Linked DNA regions of Homo sapiens: region 2 is linked to region 1. A link is an interaction called in ENCODE POLR2A ChIA-PET data of the cell type or tissue named here. Cell type or tissue: Caco-2. All regions are shown on one strand.

Region 1 (2,500 bases):
AGGGAAAGAGATCTAGAAGTTGAGACATGAATAGTGAGTAGAAATAGGGCAGACAGAAGGGAAGAGGTGCTCCTGGTAGGAAACCCAGCATAGGCAAAGACTCAGAAGTGAGAGTGAGGAGGGCTCCTTTTAGGAAACTGACAATCAATTGAGCCTGGCTAGAATAGAAGGCAGGAATAATCAGAGCTGGGTCTGGACAGGCCAGTGGAGCAGATTACGCTACGTCTGGGATTTCGTGTCGAGACATCAGGACTTCATCTTTAGGGGCATGGGTACCTTTGAAGAATTTACACAAGACGCGCTTCAGGGCTTGTGTAGTAGTTGAAGCAGAGAAGGAGTCAGACTCGAATTCTGGATCAAACACAGAAAACGCTTGTAAATCTCAACTTCCCATTTTACAGATGGAAAAACTGAGTTCCTAAGAAGAAAACTGGCTTGCCTAGTGCTGCAGAGCTGGTGAACGAGGAGGCTGGAATCAGAGCCTGGGTCTTCAGATCTCAAACCAGCATTTTGCTTTTTTCTGTCCCTGGAGTTCTCCCACTCTCAGCCCCTACCTGGGCCAAATCCAGCCCCTGGCAGTTCCTCTGAACTCGGGAAGAGCTCTGATTCCTCACGTACACACAGCCACGCTGTCTCAGGAAGCTCGCAATAAATTTTTTTTTTCAGGCAACGCCTTGCTCCCATCCCTGCAAAACAATGTATTTATTATTACTAAGTCTTTTCCATCTTTGAGGAGAAAATGCGTACCACATGACTCCCCAAAGCCGAGTGGTCCAGGTTTACAAATACAGTACGTTAATAGCTTTGTAAACATTTATTCAGGATGACAGCTGAGGGAAACATGTGGCATTAATTAGAGGGCTCAGCAACACGGCCTATTAAGAGGAAGGTTAAATCTGAATTAGTTGGCTTTGCTGAGACAAGAGGCACTGGGGAGCAAAACTCTGCTCTAATACGTTCTGACTCTGTTGACGTGGGGTGTGCTGGGGTGCACGGGGGTCTCCGCTCTTAGAGAGGAAGGCTGTGTCTTGGCAAGATGGCTGCTGAGTCACTGGGCTGCAAAATTGTCAGGGCTGGCTTCCCCAGAGGTCTCTTCCCTGAGTCCTTCAAGCCACAGGACACCCTGAGCTTGCAGCCCATCCTGGGCAGCAGTAGAACAGGTCTAGCAGAATCAGCTCCTGAGGCCTGACGGGTTGTTGGGGGAACAGCTCTCTGGGCTGGGAGTTGCTGCTCCCTCTGGTTTGCAGTTCCCCCTCTCTGAGCTTCCCTAGCTTCCTGGGTTTCCATGCTGAGCAGTTTGCATTGTCTCTGCCTCTGGGTACCCATGAGTGTCCCCAGTTGATGTGGGAGCCAGCCACAGAGGAAAATAGATTCCCTGTTTCCAACATTCAATAAGGTTTAGCTTACAGTAGATGCCTTTAGGACTATTTATTCTCGGCCTCATATTCATGAGGGGTCTCAAATGGAGACGTTTGAGTTTATCTCCAAATAGTCACACATCCGCACACAGAAATGTCCCAAAAGCAGGGAAAAGAGGTGACATTTGTCACAATACTCCAAACGTATGTTCCATACTGGGAGTATATCCCATATAGAGAGTTATACATAAACATCCTTTTTTTTTTTCATAAATCTTTTAATTATCTTTTTTTTTTTTTGAGATGGAGTCTTACTCTGTTGCCCAGGCTGGAGTGCAGTGGTACAATCTCGGCTCACAGCAACCTCTGCTTCCTGGATTCAAGCAATTCTCCTGCCTCAGCCTCCCAAGTAGCTGGGATTAGAGGCACCTGCCACCATGTCCAGCTAATTATTGTATTTTTAGTGGAGACAGGGTTTCGCCATGTTGGCCAGGCTGGTCTCAAAGTCCTGGCCTCACGTACACACAGCCACACTGTCTCAGGAAGTTCCCAGTAAATTTTGGCCTGCCTGGGCCTCCCAAAGTGCTGGGATTACAGGTGTGAGCCCCCACACTTGCTGCATCCTGGTTTTTATGTCCCATTTTGACCTTTCTTCATCGTAAATATTCCCAGGAGCCTCTAAATACAGAAAGGACTCTCTTAACTTCTGAGAACCTGGCTGGTGGTCTGGGAATATATGTTGAATGGATGCATGAAAGAATGAGTGACCCTGGGAAGCCATGTACCTTCTTTGGGGCTCAGTTTTATCGTCTGTATAATGGGCTGATGGGCAGGGAAGGAGGGCTGGCCAAGTGGGGGCTGAGGATGCAGTGGTCTGCAGCACAGTGCAGAGCTCTGGCTTCCACTCTTCCAGCTCTGCCTGTAGGATGCTCTGATCCCTCTGTCCTGGTGCCACTCTCTTTGTTCCTCTCCTCTGGACCTTCTGATTGAGCCACCCTCCTGTCTTCCCATTGCTCAGATCAAACCCTCACTTGGCATCTGATGTGGATGGGATGATCCAGAAACAGATCCAAGCTTCCTTCCTTTTGGCACTATCTTTAAACACCCACTTTCCCCCCTTCTCTTCTCCACTCACTATGCAG
Region 2 (2,500 bases), 170 kb before region 1:
AAAAAGAGACCCTTATATACCCACAGAGTGGGAGAGGCATGGAGAGGAGAAGAGGAGAAGAGATAAAGGTTAGAGACGAAGAGACAATGACAGAGAGAGATGGATCAGGCAGACTGGGGATGGGGTGAAAGGACAAAGATTAAGAAACACAGAGAGCAAGAAGCAAGTGCAGGGGCGAGGTGGGGGGGGGGAGGAGAAAGAGGGGGGAGAGAGAGAGAAGAGGTGAGACAAAGAAAGGGAGAAGCACCTGGAGGCAGAGAAAGTGGGGAAAGTGGGGACTAAGGAAAGCGGATGGGAAAGGAGTGGCCAAAAGGAAACATAAGAAAGATGGTGGGGAAATGGAGAGCCAGAGAGCCGGGCCACCCTCCCGATGTATTACTTGACATACGTATGAGATTATCTAGCACGGTATAAATGCCTCCATTAAATCACGATTGAGCTTCTCAAACCGACCAATTCCCGAATAGCCTCCAGCCCTTGGGGAATATGGTTTTCAAAACCGTATAAAGCATCAAATACTAACAACTTAGGAGAGAGGTTCTCATTCATTAGGGGTTTCCAGGGGCCCCCAGCAGGGCCTTTGTGGTAGAGGGTGGGGGAGAGTGTGTGGCTGGGATCTTGGGGAAAAAAGGCATTGTGTTTCTCTCTGTCATTGGCTTCACAGAAAAGCCTCTTCCCCACTCCAACAGCACGCTACACAAACTCACTAAGAAGTTCTTGTTGGTAGGGACTACTTGGCCAAGAAGAGAAAATGGAATTTCCCCAGAGTCCTCCTTATTCCCAGAGTGCATTTGGCCCAATAAAGAGGGGCTGCACAATTTCCTAGACATTCCTGCTTGCAACGGAGAGGGAGGGGACGATGAAGGGCAGCCTCCCTCCCAGCCTCTTGGGAAAACAGAACTTTGTTGAACCACAGGAGGCTGGTGGATGATGAGAAGGAAGGTTTGAGAGTAGTCTGGTGAAGGTGAAGTCCGCGTTTGCACCCCCTCCCCTGCCCCCTGCAGGCTCCCAACTCATCACTCCAACTAGTTCAAATAAACCGCAGCTCAACTTCCCTCACTCTACCTCCTCCCTTATTTGCCTCCCAGTCTGCCAGGAAAGGCATTTTAAAAGGTAGCTAATCAAGGATTTTTTTCCTTTTCTTTCTTTTCTTTTTTTTTTTTTTTTTTTGTTGGGAAGCCTTGTTTGCTTTGCTTTAACAAACAGCTGATAGAATTTGCTTTAAAGGAGCACTAAAAAAAAAAAAAAAAAAAAGAAAAGAAAAATGTGCCTACAGGGCACATGCCTGCATATCCGTGTGTGCCTGTGTGTGTGTGTGTGTGTGTGTGTGTGTGTGTGTGTTTAGACCTCCCGAGCTGGCTTGCAGTAATAAATGGAACCTGCTTCAGGTGCAGAAAGCTGGGAGGGGTCGAGGGGAGGAATGCACAGGCTGATTTACACCTGTCCCTACAGCTGCTATCGACAACACTTACAGCCTCCAGAAATGACCCTTGGTGCCGACTTGTCTGGAAGCCATCAGGGTTAGTTTTGAAGCAGGAATCTTCAAGTGGACCAGAGGGTGAGCTTTGCCCAGCCCCGCCTTCCCTGCCGTGGTCTTCAAGTGCTGCCCAGTGGAGCAGGCTGCCTGCTTCTCTCCCTCTCTGCCCACCTGCTCCTCCCTCTCTGTTTCTTCTCAGACAAATATCATCATTGACTTTCAGCTGTCTTTGGTGCTGCTGCCCAAGGAGGGCTGGGCAGGGTGCAGGGTTTCCAGCCAGCTCATCACCACCCCTTCCCCCCAGGAGCTGGGTCTGGCCCCAGGAATCTGTGTGGGATTCCTCGCTCTACCCTCCAGCCAGTTTCTGCCCTCTGCCACTGGCCTCAACCCACCCCACTGGCCAGACAGTTGAGTTACTGATAACTTCCAGATGCCTCTGGAATCTTGCTTCCAGTCCTCCCAGCACTCTGCCTGGTCTGCAAAAGTGGGGGCAGTGGGCAGCAGGCACCCTGCCCTGAAACTTGTTGCCACCTCTCAGAGGCTGATGAAAGCCGCACTCAGCTGGGCCCTTCAGGACGGGGGACCCTGGAGCCAGGGCACTCAGAAGGGATGTTTGACACCCACGCCAGGAACTTGGAGTCCCTGACTTTCTAGCCCAGGCCCTACAGAGGTTTAGGAGGACTGGGAGGGGGCAGATTGCAGGCCACCAGCTACCAGAGAAGCCACAAGGAAAGGCCTGGCACTTTCCCTGGGAATTAACAGGCACTGGGAAAGTATCTGGGTCCCCATTGCCTTACTGGTAGAACGGGGCAAGGGTGGGGGCAGGAACTGTAATATATACTACATTGACATTTTATTTTATTATTACTATTTTCAGACAGAGTCTCGCTCTGTTGCCCAGGCTGGAGTGCAGTGGCGCGATCTCTGCTCACTGCAACCTCCACCTCCCGGCTTCAAGCAATTCTCTCTGCCTCAGCCTCCCAAGTAGCTGGGATTACAAGCATGCACCACCACGCCCAGCTA

What was found. ChIA-PET counts read pairs that join two places held together with the same protein. Peaks named below come from ENCODE experiments on the same cell type or tissue, not always from the same donor. Only the 100,000 strongest peaks of a DNase experiment are listed, where the experiment ranks them.
Region 2: POLR2A ChIA-PET joins it to region 1 with 19 read pairs; 2 of 35 experiments call an interaction of 5 or more read pairs at or near these places.

What each region holds. Positions count from the first base shown.
Region 1 is chr12:114,868,475-114,870,974 of GRCh38, forward strand. No RefSeq gene overlaps it. Among named protein-coding and RNA genes, the nearest start is that of TBX3, 190 kb to the left of the region's middle. In Caco-2, no CTCF peak of the experiment used is centred here; a DNase peak (open chromatin) is centred at 1,167.
Region 2 is chr12:114,702,395-114,704,894 of GRCh38, forward strand. The region is part of intron 1 of TBX3-AS1 (TBX3 antisense RNA 1); the gene reads left to right. Among named protein-coding and RNA genes, the nearest start is that of TBX3, 19 kb to the left of the region's middle. In Caco-2, no CTCF peak of the experiment used is centred here; DNase peaks (open chromatin) are centred at 1,027, 1,417 and 1,837; H3K4me3 peaks cover 151 bases.